Regions from separate parts of the Homo sapiens genome. Here regions 1 and 2 are each linked to region 3. A link is a contact called in ENCODE Hi-C or POLR2A ChIA-PET data. All regions are on one chromosome and are shown on one strand. Each heading gives the region's core, a stretch centred on a gene start or an enhancer-like site at or near the end of the contact. The rest is flanking DNA. Distances are from core to core; before and after follow the strand shown. Region 1 overlaps IRAK3 (interleukin 1 receptor associated kinase 3). Region 2 holds the start of RXYLT1 (ribitol xylosyltransferase 1). Region 3 overlaps LEMD3 (LEM domain containing 3).

What was found. Hi-C counts contacts between places; a loop is a spot of excess contacts on that map. ChIA-PET counts read pairs that join two places held with the same protein, here RNA polymerase II (POLR2A). Pooled maps may share reads with other maps.
Region 1: a loop to region 3 is called in a map with no recorded cell type, with 2.0 times the contacts of the local background. The contact joins two enhancer-like sites. A Hi-C loop is called at or near these places in 1 of 37 single-sample maps with no recorded cell type. POLR2A ChIA-PET finds 5 or more read pairs at or near these places in 1 of 52 experiments (BJ).
Region 2: a pooled map shows a loop between it and region 3 (3-fold over the local background). The contact joins the promoter of RXYLT1 here to the enhancer-like site in region 3. A Hi-C loop is called at or near these places in 2 of 50 pooled maps.

What each region holds. Positions count from the first base shown.
Region 1 is chr12:66,232,497-66,237,203 of GRCh38, forward strand. All of the region lies in intron 8 of IRAK3 (interleukin 1 receptor associated kinase 3), which reads left to right. It also overlaps the pseudogene RBMS1P1. Among named protein-coding and RNA genes, the nearest start is that of MIR6502, 16 kb to the right of the region's middle. RefSeq lists an enhancer at 2,576-2,655 and a silencer at 2,716-2,995. Within about 2 kb of position 2,727, at least 14 of the 41 ENCODE cell types and tissues checked have a DNase peak (open chromatin) inside an H3K27ac peak, as active enhancers do.
Region 2 is chr12:63,776,364-63,781,238 of GRCh38, forward strand. It overlaps RXYLT1 (ribitol xylosyltransferase 1), which reads left to right and starts at 3,546. Exons shown (of 6, transcript NM_014254.3): 1 at 3,546-3,766; 2 at 4,656-4,811. The coding sequence starts at 3,598. RefSeq lists silencers at 3,365-3,594, 3,611-3,886, 3,615-3,914.
Region 3 is chr12:65,186,645-65,191,174 of GRCh38, forward strand. All of the region lies in intron 1 of LEMD3 (LEM domain containing 3), which reads left to right. Among named protein-coding and RNA genes, the nearest start is that of LEMD3, 19 kb to the left of the region's middle. Within about 2 kb of position 2,612, at least 3 of the 41 ENCODE cell types and tissues checked have a DNase peak (open chromatin) inside an H3K27ac peak, as active enhancers do.

The sequences.
Region 1 (4,707 bases), core at 1,477-3,976, 1.0 Mb after region 3:
GAATGAAACTAACTCAGTTCATTTGGGCCACTGAACACCTGTCAGATGGTAATGACAGTCAGTCCCCAGCAGCCTCGGCCAGATGTGATTGGCTGACCTAGATTACCCTCCTGAATCTCTTTTAAATGAATCCTCCACTGTGCTCTAAACCTAGGCCTCCCTGAGTGTTGGTCCCTCTGTGTGTAGCTCAGTGCTTTTAGGACTGAGCTGTCCAAATCCCTGCCTGTTTTGCCTTTGTCATATTAATTTTCTAAATCTATGTAAGGGAAGATAGCTTCTAGGAGGGATGCAGTTTTATTGTACGGCTTTGATAATTGGCTGAGAAAAGGACATCTCAAAATCTGTGTTAAACAGTGGCCTTTTCCCAGAGTAATTCAGGGCTCTGTTTTTATTGGAGGAGTGAACAATGGAAGATGCTGTTACCTTTATTTTCTTTTCTGTATTTGGGCTTCAGAGTGATGAGTCACAAAAGACTTTATCCTAACCCTTTGATATTATTATTATTATTATTATTATTATTTTTAAAAAGCCAAAATTTCAGCAACTTTTATTGACTACCTTTTAAAAGCCCTATGCTGCTGTTTTACAAGGCATAATAGACCAGCTCATCTGGTCAAAGCATTCTACATCATTAGTTTGAACTAACTTTTACTGAAACAGCTACAGCATCAAAAGAGTTAAGGCAAATTGGAATTCATAGAAAAGGATAAGACACTTCACACTGCATTGAAAGAAAGACAGGCCGGGCGCGGTGGCTCACGCCTGTAATCCCAGCACTTTGGGAGGACGAGGCAGGCGGATCACGAGGTCAGCAGATCGAGACCATCCTGGCTAACACGGTGAAACCCCGTCTCTACTAAAAATACAAGAAATTAGCCGGGCATAGTGGCGGGCGCCTGTAGTCCCAGCTACTTGGGAGGCTGAGGCAGGAGAATGGCGTGAACCCGGGAGGCGGAGCTTGCAGTGAGCCGAGATCGCACCACTGCACTCCAGCCTGGGCGACAGAGCGAGACTCCGTCTCGGAAAAAAAAAAAGGCCGGAAAGCTAAGAAGAGAGACACTGACGGCAACACTGAATTACAGCAACACTCGCACTGCAAGCACAGAACACCATGGGTGAAGTCGGACTAGTTAAACTTCAGAAAGCCCATTTCATACAGCTGGAAAAAAAAAACACAGATTAAACACAAAATGAACAAAACCACAAAAATCCGGTCATGCACTTGGATAAGTCTTCACGGTCTTTGTGCATACCCAGAAAATTGAAGTTTTCTTTTCTTTTTTCTTTTTCTTTTTTTTTTTTGCATCATAACATTTGATAAAAATCTGTTTGTTTGTTTGTTTTACTAAAATAAACCTGTTCGGGGGAACAGCTACTAGATGAATTTAAGGTTTTTATGCACCTTATAGAACTTATAGCAAAAATAGTTTTAGTTGATTTCGTTATAAATAACGTTTTCAAGAACTTGTGCAAAATTGTCAATAATTTCCTAAAGCACAATTGATCAGAAAAATCCATGATTGTTCAGCCTTCACACCCTTCTTCATGTAAGAACACCTTTCTGTACATCTCACAGTTACTTATTAGGTTGAAAGGTATATGGAGAATGGTCATTAGACGTCTCGACAGCCACCTGCTGTTGACCACTTGCCTCCTCAACAGGAGCCGCTGTCGTCTGCATATGTTCATACTGTGGCAAGTAGGCTCCTTGCATAGCTGACGTTGCAGGCATGTATGTTCCGGTGCTGCCTAGTGACAGATGACTCATCTGCTGGGCCAGAGGGCTGATCATTGATGCGGGCTGTAGTGACATGGTGTGCTCCATTGAGGGAGTTAACACGGCACCGGGGTGCTGTAGAATATATGGTTGAGGTTGCGTCCAAGAAGGACTTTGCACCTGGTAGGCAGATACAGGAGATACAATATAGGGTGTAATAGAAGTTTGAGTGATCATTCGGTTTGTAGCAATACTGTATGGTGAAGGATAAAATCCGTTTTGTATAGCAGCTGTAGTTGGGTCGTAAGTAAGTGTCATTCCAGTAAGTCTCACCTCTCCTTCTCTATGCCATGGTCTTCCATTAGGGATGTATTTGTTTGGGTTCTGTCTCTTTTTCTGTCCTCCATCAGAAAACTTACACAATAAAGGTTCTGTGGGGGCAGAAACTCCTGGTGGTGTCTTAATAAATTTTCCATTAAAATGACCAGTAACAGCTTCACATTTTTCTGTTGATTCCGTCCTAGCAAAGCCAACACCACGACTTGTACCACTGGCATCACGTAGTATCCTTGTAGAAATAACTTGTCCAAATGGTTTGAGCATATTTTCTAGTTCTTGCTTATCCATGGAGAGTGGCAAATTAGAAATGTAGAGGTTGGTAGGATCTTGTTCCTGTTGCTTTGCCATTTGAGCTTGAACCCCACTGGCCTTCAGGGCAGACACAGCTTTTTGAGCTGCTGCAGGGCTGTCAAAGTCGACAAAACCATAACCTTTGCATTTGTTCGTTGTCTTATGCAAAATTGCGTTTGTGGAGACTATTTTCCCATATGGTTGACAGAGCTTCACCAGGTCCTGGTCGGTGGTGTGGGGAGGCAGTCCTCGGATATAGAGGTTCGTTTTGCTGAGCTGATCCCATCCTGAGTTGCTGCTGCTGCTACTGTTGTTATTACTGCTGGTGGTGCTGGGACTGGGAGGGGCCATGGGGTGGGCTGGGACCAGAGACTGCTGCTTGCGATAGGGCGTCCGGCAGTTGCTGCTGCCCCCGGGGTTGCCGCTGCTGCTGGGGAAGATCATCGCTGCGGGCCGCGGCGGCGGGCGCGGGCGCGGGGCAGCCTGGGCGCGGGGCAGCCTCGCCGCGAGGGGGAGGACGCAAGGAGGGGGCCGGCCGGGCCCCGGGCCGAGGCAGCTTTGGGAACTCCCTCTCGCCGCGCGGCGGCGGCCGGCGGGGGCTGCAGCTCCGCGCTGACTTCCCCTCCGCACTCGTCTAAAAGTGCGGCGCGGCGCGGGGCGAGACTCGAGCAGCTCGGGCAGCCGCCGCTCTGCGTGCCATGGACGGGAGTTCGCGCGCGGAGCTGGCGGCGTCGCCGACTCTCCCGGCGGCAGCGGAGGAGCAGCGCCGCCGCGTCCTCCGATATTATTAAGTTATGTTTTTAAATAGTATGAAATAGCATGGAACAATGTATATAAAGTGAGATTAAGTGGAAAAGACCAAATTAAAGTAGCGTATAGTATATAATTATAACTTTGTATAACTACAAATTCATGCATTAAAAAAATATTAAAAGTAAAATATACCGAAATATCAACAACGTTTTGTTTGGTTGGAGAACCTATAGCTTATTTTTCAATGGCTTATTTTTTTACTTCTTTATGTTCTTTAGATTGTATTTAAAGAAGTATGTTCTAGTCTAGCAATAACATAAAATTTATTAGACAAAAATAACTTGGCGTCAGACCTTACTGTCTCAAACCAATTAATTGGAAAAAGTTCCAAAAGACAGTCTCAAGTTACTAAATGAAATCCTTATCAGTTCAATCATTCTCTGTAATTAATTTTATCAGTAAAGAAGCTTGATAATCTGTCATTTTTATGGTTTTAAAATAGTTTTTAAAATGAAAGTTGGAAAATCATTATTCAGCAGCCTGGTGCCCAAAGTGTGAATAACATCTTTTGTCTAAAGCAAAGTGAAATGGTTCTCATGTCTTCAGCAGGGAGGAGGGAGGATGAGGATGAGGATGTGGATGTGGGAAGACCACCAGAAATCTGGGTTCAGGCCGGGTGAGGTGGCTCACACCTATAATCCTAGCACTTTGGGAGGCTGAGATAGGCAGATCACTTGAGGTCAGGAGTTTGAGACCAGCCTGGCCAACATGCTGAAACCCCATCTCCACTAAAAATACCAAAAAAAAAAAAAAAAAAAAAAATTAACCAGGCATAGTGGCTTGTGCTTGTAGTCCCAGCTAGTCTGGAGGCTGAGGCAGGAAAATTGCTTGAACCCAGGAGGTGGAGGTTGTAGTGAGCTGAAATTGCATCACTGCACTACAGTCTGGGCGATAGAACAAGACTCCGTCTAAAAAAAAAAAAGGAAAAGAAAAAGAAATCTGAGTTCAGACCCAGGTCTTTTTTCTCTTTCTGTGGCCAGAGAGTGGCCAAAAGTTTTCGCACTTGCACATTCGGAGCCAACCAAGACAGTCTTAAGGTGACCTCTTGTTGCTGTCAAATTCTTTGACATTACACCTGCCTATTTTTGTACTGGGCTCTGTACTCACGAGTCTAGGACTGTTACAGGAGAACGTGACCCTGTATTCTCTTAAATCCTGGTCAAGCTTTACCCTGATCAGCTTCCAAATCAGAATGAGGTCAGATATGTTTAGGGAGGCGCCTCCAGCCACCTGCCCACTCTGGAGCAGGTTTTAGTCAAAGTTCTGAAATGCCTGTTTTTCTGAAACACCCTCTCCCTAGTCTTTCATCTGTCCTTCCCCTTCTTTACCAGCCACCCTAGCGATCTCGTTGTTGTCCCTGTCTCTCATCACTGGTTAAGAGTGTGGCCTTTGGGGTCACATAGATCTCAGTACAAATCCCTACTCCTCTACTTTCTGGCACTGTGATCTTGGGCAAGTCACTTAATCCCCTGAGGCTCAGTCTCTTACCTCATCTGGAACTGGGGTGACAGTGCTCCACCTTCTCCCAGCATTGTGAGGAGGAAGTG
Region 2 (4,875 bases), core at 2,296-4,795, 1.4 Mb before region 3:
GAGTCAGCAATCCCACTCCTAGGTATATACTCAAAAGAAAGGAAATCAGTATATTGAAGAGATATCTGCACTCCCATGTTTATTGCAACACTATTCACAATAGCCAAGATTTGGAAGCAACCTAAATGTTCATCAACAGATGAATGGATAAAGAAAATGTGGTACATATACACCACAGAGTGCTATCCAGCCATAAAAAAAGAATGAGAGCTTGCATTTTGCAACAACATGGATGAAAATGAAGGTCATTATGTTAAGTAAAGTAAGCCAAGTACAGAAAGACCAACTTTGCATGTTCTCACTTATTTGTGGGAGCTGCAAATTAAAGCAATTGAGACCAGGCACAGTGGCTCACGCCTGTAATCCCAGCACTTTGAAAGGCCAAGGCAAGCTGATCAGTTGAGCCCAGGATCTCAAGACCCACCTGGGCAACATAATGAGAGCCTGTCTCTACTTTAAAAAATAAATAAATAAAACAATTGAACTCATGGAGATAGAAAGTAGAAGGATGGCTACTAAAAGCTGTGAAGAGTAGTGGGGGCAGGTGGGGGAGGAGAGTGGGGATGGTTAATGCAGACAAAAAACAGTAAGAAAGAATGAATAAGACCTAGTCTTTGCTAGCACAACAGGGTGACTATAGTCAAAAATAATTTAATTGTACATTTTAAAATAACTAAAAGAGTATAATTGCATTGTTTGTAACACGAAGGATGAATGCTTCAGTGGATGTATGCTCTATTTACTCTGATGGGATTATTACACATTGCATGCCTATATCAAAATAATCTCATGTAACCCATAAATATATACACCTACGATGTACTCACAAAATTTTTTTTTAATTTTTAAGAGGTTGAAATGCATTTATATCACTCCTGGGGCCTTTCAGTAGCCTCCTACCCCAAGTTGATGATAATAATATCATTAGAAAAACAGCATATGCAAATGAAGTCAGTGGTAAATGAGAGATGGAGTCACATGGGTTCAAGCTGTCTTGAATCACTCTCTGAGACTATCACCATGGTGGCACCCACTCATAAGGGCTTTTAGTAGAACAGAGTCCATAGACAACTATCACACTAGTTAAGGCTGGTGGATCATATGGAATACATAAACAAAATTGGTGATGAAATGTTACACCAATGATGAAACTGTGCATAGGGTTTAGAGGGTGTGGGGAAGGGGAAATAGGAGAGGGAAAGATTTACAGAGGAAGTGATGTTTGCACAGAATCTGTTTCTGCTCATCTGCTTCAATTTCACCTCAGAGTTGTTCTGTCTTTAACCTTCATCCTAGTTTCTGTTTGGTTGGTTATTAGTATGTTGTTTGATTGATTGTTTAAAGAAGGCGTTATAATTTGCTTACTATTTCCCAATGCCAATATATTTCTGTAGAGTTTTATTACTTATTTTTGTGAGCATTGTACTCACATGAAAAAGAAAAATGTATCTTCTTAGGACTGATTCTTACAAATTTGAAATAGCTATAGTTTATAACTTACATGGCCAAGCCCTGCTAGAAGTATCTTGCAAAGGGTTTGACACAGAAGCTTGGCCAAGCTGTGAAAAATCTCTCAAAGTAGTTAACACACTTCTTGAGTATTACTGGAAACTTGATAAACTAAGAAGAGAATTTTGACCAGGTATCACAAGAAATTTGTACTGGGGACTTCTAAGAATAAGCGTGTACTATTTCACAGTCAACTAGAAGAAGGCATTAGGACATTAGGGCTATTTTCTCAATATCTTGTTGATTAATAGTTCTTCCCTTTGCAGACAGAGTAGAAAATTTCACCAAGTAAAGATTTTAGCCCTGCTTTAGTTTAATTCATCTCATATTCCTTTATTTCTATTCTTCCTCCCACATCTTTCCTTCTCAGGTCTGGTTCCCTATATGCGGAGCTTCAACCCCCAGAGGATATTTAACCTTGTCTCCCCCTCCACACTGCTGCATTCCCCACCACATCTCTTTCCCTCTCTTTCCATCCACCTGAAGAGATGAGAGCATATACAGAAAGTAGCTCCCAGCTGTAGCTCAACCATTAAACACCAAGAGAAAGGAAAATGAACTCTGCCAGACTTAGATCAATTAGAAGATTCCTTTGTAACCTAAATACATTTTTAAAAGCTTATCATCAAATTATGCAGTCATTTGCAGTTTGAGGTAAAACAACTCCTTCATTTTCATGGCCCTCTCCCCTATTCAAGATGACATCAACTGCATATTAGTTTTACCTTGTATGCATTTCTCAATAGTAAAACCATTAGTCAGTAGCATCTGAATGTACATTGATACAGTGGGTGTTTTGTGGTAATTATAAGGTAATTACTTCCTATCCTTAAATAATTGTCATTTCCACAAACAAACAAAATAGGATAAACAACAATACAGCATACATAAAACAACTGCCATCTCCCTAAGACACCAGAATAGCCTGTTAATCAAGGAAAGCTAAATTTATTAAATCTACTACAGTAAGGGAGGCCACACTTTGACAGAAGCTTGGCAGTCTCAGAAGGAGAAGGTTGGGGGTGATATTTATAGGATTTGGGGAGTCTGAGCAAAAATGGTTTAAAACAGGTCTTTTGAGGCAGGGAACTGTTTGGGGGATTGGGTAAAGTGTTTGACCTAATAGTTTAGGGTCGGTGCTAGAGTGACCAATTTTACTGATTTCCTAGGACTTTCTCAATTTTAGCACTAAAAATCCTCCAACTGGAGAATCCTTACAGTCCTGGGCAAACTGGGACCATTGGTCACCCTAATTAGCAGACATACCGTCGCAAGACTGCTGGGTAATTTGAACAGTAGTACCAGAGCAACTGACAAAACATTGTAGCCCATCTTCCCAAGGCTGGATACAAAGTTTTCTGAAGCATTCACATTTACAGCCTCTATTTGACAAAATACTGCATGCCTATGTGCGTTCAACTCACATAATAATGAAACTTAACTTTAAAAATGTTTTTATTGCAGTAAGGTATATAAAACATGAATTCGACAGTTTAACTATTTCTATGCATACAAGTGAGTGGTATTAATTACATTCACAATGTTAAGCGACCATCATCACTTAATTTTTTTAAAGGACGTTTATATTCACTCATCTATCAACGTAGTAGGCACTGTCCTAGGCGCTAGGGATTCCATGCAGAGCAAAAAACGTCACAGTCCATGCCTTCACATGGCCTTCATGGACCACCGCGGGTGTTCTTTTTCCCCCGAGTCTTTATGTACTTGGGAAAAGTGGCCAGGGTTGAAAGGTGCAATGAGTACACGGCAGAGGTCAGAGAGGTTCCCACTCAGCCCGGCGTCTGGAAGCAGCGTGGGGTAGGGGCCGCTCCAGTACCCCCTCCTCCAGTGTCGAAGGTGGGCAGGCCCTCGGCCGGGTGGATGAGCCGCGACTGGAGGGGGCGGGGCCTGGGCGGGAGGCGGGCGGTGGGCGTGTCCGGGGCGGGGCTGTACCGGGCGCTGGGCGGAGGAGCCTTGGCTGGGGACTGCCTGGAAACGGGCTGGGCCTGCCTCGGACGCCGCCGGTGTCGCGGATTCTCTTTCCGCCCGCTCCATGGCGGTGGATGCCTGACTGGAAGCCCGAGTGGGATGCGGCTGACGCGGAAGCGGCTCTGCTCGTTTCTTATCGCCCTGTACTGCCTATTCTCCCTCTACGCTGCCTACCACGTCTTCTTCGGGCGCCGCCGCCAGGCGCCGGCCGGGTCCCCGCGGGGCCTCAGGAAGGGGGCGGCCCCCGCGCGGGAGAGACGCGGCCGAGGTAGGACTGGGTCGGCGGCTTCCTTCCGGCTCTGCGCTCCTGGCTGGGGCTGCTGGGCGGCTGGGGCCGGGTCCCCGCACCCGGCTCTCAAGTCCGGGATTACCCGCAGGGCCTGAGAAGCGCTTTGCCCCCTACAGCCTCTCGAGCCAGCCCTTGGCTCGGAATTGGAGAATGGTCCTCATTCTTACCCAGATCTCACACGCCGTCCCCGCTCCCGATCCCAGGGGGTGACAGGCGCGCACGCCTTTCAAACACGTGTTAAAATCCAAGACGTCGTCTCAAATGCCAGAGATTTGCGGGAATGCTCCTGGAAGGCCTCAAAATCGCCGCAAGGTTTAAGACATCCGTTTCCATGTTGAAACAAAGCCCTCTCTAATCCTGCAGTGACCATAAGGCAGACTTTACCTCCAAATTCTGGTCCCCTGTCCTGTGTTTTAACTTGTGTTAAGATCAGACTCGGCTTTCTCTTTCCCTTTATTCAGAATTTTGCACGATAGTATCTAAGACTGGTGAACACTACACTCTGAAGTCAGTTTTTTGTGCATAGGTTACCTGTATACAATGGATAAAAATAATTGCAAAAGTTAAGCTTGTAACTTGATACATATTATCCTGTTATTTTTAAAGGTTTTGTGTTGGGGAAGAGAATTTTCCTGTCTCAAGGTAGCATTTTATTTCTAAGACTTTTCAGAGTAAAAAAAGTTCAGTAAAAAAATTGCTGATTTTCTTTTTTGTTTTCATTGTGTATTACCAGTTTAAATTCAGTTGCTGTACCTCTCAGAAATTAAAGTTAGGATGAAATTAGAACTAACACTTAATTTAAATGATTTGAATTTACCTACAACTGCAATAATACCTTACTGGTAAACACTTACTCTTTTTAAAACAGAACAGTCCACTTTGGAAAGTGAAGAATGGAATCCTTGGGAAGGAGATGAAAAAAATGAGCAACAACACAGATTTAAAACTAGCCTTCAAATATTAGATAAATCCACGAAAGGAAAAACAGATCTCAGTGTACAAATCTGGGGCAAAGCTGCCATTGGTAAGTTAATACGTAGAAGGAAGACATGTAAAAAGCATTATAAAATGTATTTTATTGATATGAA
Region 3 (4,530 bases), core at 1,362-3,861:
TTTTTTCGACACCTGTTTTCTTTAAAATTCCTTTTGGCTAATAAATTATTTAAGGGTTAAAATAATAAAAGACACTGGTATTACATCAGTAAGTGTGTAGTGATGAAGAACCATAGTACAAACACAGGAGTTAAGTAAGTAAAAATATATAAGCATAGTGTATGGGTTTTGATGTTTAAAATGCAAGATTAAATAGGCTATAGTAGTATGTTGGGAAATTTGGGGAAAAAAACAACTTAAAGTGGCAAGTCAAAATTCTGCTAAGACCATATGCTAGCTAGAACAGACATGATATGAATATAAATAAGTTACTTATGCTTTAATTTGCAAGGACTTTTACATATGTTCTTACACAATCAGCTTTACCAATTTATTACAGGGTTGTTGCCATACTTTTATTTTTCCTAATCCTTGTTCTGCAGGAAGGGAGGATACACTGAATGAATAAAAGCAGATAAACTTAAAATCAATGGTTTTGCCATATAAGATCATCTTAGGATTTAAAAGGGTTTTAGAAGCCATTAGCTACTTTAGGCAATATTAGCTACTTTAGCTACTTCAGGGGTTTGAGGGAGATAATGTTTTAGTTGGGCTCTTTTGGTTATAAGGATAGTTTTAAGAAAGTGAGTGTTTACTATGAGGATATGTGTAGACTTCAACTGTAGAGACTTTAACAATTCAATTCAAGGGATTCCAGGTCTGTGCTTGTGTGTGTGCCTCTGTCTCTCAGTACTGTGCTAAGTTTTTCTTGGGTTGTTTCACTTAATTCTTAAAATTGAGGCCTAGGGAGGTTAAGAAACTCATCCAAAGTCAGTAAGTGGCAGAACCAGATTTGAGTGCAGATAATCTGACTCCCACTATGGGATCTTTGTCCCTGTACTGTACTATCTGCACAATTTTGTATTTCATGTATTTGTTTTTTAAATTTCCTTTGGAATTATTCCCACTTCCCCCCTTTAAAAAAAAAAATCTCACATTCTACTAGACTAGGAGTTCTTAAACAGTGGTCCATCAATCTTAAGGAAGAGATAAATGGACTCCAGGTAAGCAGTAGCTCCTTGAAATTATATGTACATTTTTGAATATGTATGCATTTTTGCAGGGTGAGGGTTCATAAATTTTATTAAATTCTCAAAAGGATCTCTGTCCTTCAAAGTAGTAAGAGTCACTGTACTATCAGCAGCTCTAGGGAAGGTTCTGAGTTCTTATCTTTGTATTCCCTAGCACCTGGTTTTTGGTTACTCAATAAATATTTGTTGAACAGACCTTAACAAATAGAGATGGTATGTAGGAAAATAAGTTTGAATTTAGTCCTAATCTGGAATTTGAAGATGCTTTCACTGTTTATTTAAAATGGTGTTAAGGATCAATCTTACTGACTTGGTCCAGAAAACTGTTTTCTGGCAGATTCAAATTTTATGAATCAAGTTTTTTGAAGTTAGGTTTTTGAAATCAGAGAATAAAGCAAAATTCAGCATTTAGAGTCTACAGTAGGGTGTCTAAAAAAGGCCAGTTTTTTTTCCCCCTCCAGTATAGTATAAAGACTCTTTTAATATTGGATAAAGGATTAGGGAACATTATACATTTTAAACATTAAAATCATACTGCAGGGTTGAAGTACACTATATAAGCTACATGGAAACTGAGAGCAGCTGAAGGCGGGGAGAGATAGCCTAGTAAACTTTAGGCAGAATAAATTAAACAGTTTATTTGAGCAAAGGATGATTTATGAATTGGGCAATACTTAGAACCGGAAGGGATCCAGAGAACTCCTCTCCAAAGCAGTGATGGGCAGTGAGCTTTTATAGGCTGAATGTGGAAGTAAGACAAAACATAAGTGGAAAGGCCCTAGTTAGAAGTTAGTTGGTGGTTTCTGATTGGGTATGCTTAAGTTTTGTTTTACTGTTTACACGGGATTGGGTTTTGGTTTGCTTACAGAGGAGTTCTGTTCACAGAGAAAATCTTCAGGCTAATGGCTTCCTCCTTACTTGCTTTAACAATTTTCTCCTTTTGTCAGCCTCTCCATCTTGAGTGCTTGACTAAAACTTTGAGCATTGTTGACACTTTCTGTCACCATTATAGTGACTTACTTGGTCTCAGTATGGAATACAAAAGTCATGATGTCAGGCTCATGGAAGAAGTATTCCTTTCTTGTTCATCTTATTTTTGTTGCTCTAATTGCAGTGAGACCATTTGGCATATTGCTGATGGCTGCAAACATTCATTTAAGACACTAGAAAGAATACAGTGCACCAGGGAGATGACAATGGGCACTATCAGGAGGATAATAGTAGTTCTTTCTTACCCACAGGCAGTATGTTTCAAGACTCCCATTACTCCTGCAGTGGATGCCTGAAAATGGATACTATCAAACCCTATATATACTATGTTTTTCCTGTAATACATACTTATGATAAAGTTTAATTTATAAATTAGGCACAGTTAAGAGATTAAAACAATAACCCAATGATAGAATTGTAGCAATATACTAATAAAAGTTATGCGAATATGGTCTCTCTCAAAATATCTTATTTACTGTACTCATCTATTTTTGGTCCATGGTTGACCAGGGGTAACTGAAACTGCAGAAAGTGAAACTGCCATAAGGAGGGAGGAGGGACTACTGTCATCAAAGGACTGGTGTATGCTCTTTAGCCAAGGCCTCCATGAACAGAACCAAGTAAAATAAAAAGGTTGATGGCTAGAACAAACCATAAACTCACTCTCTGTGTCCGGAGGGCAGTTGGTCAAGGTTTCTAGATTTGAGCTCAAAGCATATTTCCCTGGTTTGCAGTTTGAATGTTTCTGGTTATGGCAATGGGCATTTTGGTGAACTCCCTGAGTGGCCCATTCATCAGCAGGGATGAGTGTTGCCCAGTACCCGCCTGTAGGGCGTCAGAAACCAAGCAGTTTATAGATACAATGTCAAGGACAATGAACAGGACTAGAATCTGATATGCACAAGGGTGCCCTGTAGTTTTCTACTGAAACATAATTTTTCTCTCTACAGCTGCTCCCATTTCTATCAAAGATAATCACAATAAGACTAATTTGTTTGCAAAATAGGTCTAGTCTCATTAAACTTGGCTTGATAGTTCACATACGTGCAGCGAGAGTAGTGATGGACCATATAGGCTCTCTTTAAATCTGCTTTGCTGGAATTTTTAAAGGCATCTCAGATTAGACTTTTAAAAGCCTCTCTAGGCTATGAAGCCATGCTGAAGACTTACCAGTAGACTTTGCCCGTAATACCTATAGATTTGGATGAATTCCTCTCTTCTCAAGGTCCTCAAAATATTTTTAAAGTTACTGGGCCTGCCTTACTCAACTCTTAAGGCCAGGAAACCCTTAAAGCCTCGTACCACACTAGTTTTTTCCAAGGGGCTTTCATGGCTTCATAAAGTAAACCTTAGTTCTTTAAAACTGGCCATATCCAGCTCTATGTACATTTTCAAATATGACTTTCCGGTCAAAAGCCTTGGTATTATAACCAGTGTTTCCAGTTATAACTTGTTACAAAGAGAACAGATTTTTATTGAACTTATGCAAGTAACTTACTGCAAACCAAAAATAAAATTCGAAGGCCCCCTGCAACCATCTGAATGGACTTCCTCCTTGGCTAGGGCACCCTAACATTTAACCTGAAAGACTGCTTCAGGCCATGATGGGAAGTGGGGGTTGAACATGCCTCATTTATGTTGGGGTTGGACACGTCTCATTTATACCTCTCTAGTATTAATGTCAACACAGACCCTAGGTCTGATAGGAAACATATACAGTCTATTCTCTCTAAAGCTTGCTACTTGGAGGCTTCATCTGCATGATAAAAACCTAGGTCTCTGCAACCCCTTCCTTTCTATACATCATAACTCTTTCAACCAATTGCCAATCAGAATATGTTTAAACCTACCTATGACCTGGAAGCCCCTGCTTTGAGTTTTCCCCATCTTCCAGATCGAACCAGTGTAAATCTTACATGTTTCGATTGATGTATTATGTCTCCCTAAAATGTATAAAAGCAAGCTGTACCCCAAACACCATAGGCACATGTTGACAGGACCTCCTGAGGCTGTGTCATGGGTGGGTCCTTAACCTTGGCGAAATAAACTTTCAAAATTGATTGAGACTTGTCTCAGTTACTTTTTGGTCTACATTGTATTGCCATAAAAATAGAAATACTTGGTTACGGTTTCTGAATTCTGGAGGGATCAGATAGTTGAGAAAAGGTGTTTCATCTTCATTCACAAAGGTATAGTTTACCAAATTGTTGAAAGTTGTAGAGATAGCTTAAGAGAAAAGAAAAAAGTTTCCTTAAATCTGCAAAGCACAACATTGCAGAATCAGCAGTGTTTTAAACAAAAAGGCCATAAAAATAACCTATAATTTTTCTTCATCAGTCGTTCAGTCTCATGTAATTCCTGTTCTGCTTGATGTCAGTTTAACAATTTTATGAACCAGTTTCTTTAATAGTGTTGTGGAAACTCTTAGCCAGAGCAATGGTATAATCTTAAAGTTATAAGAAACCTGTAC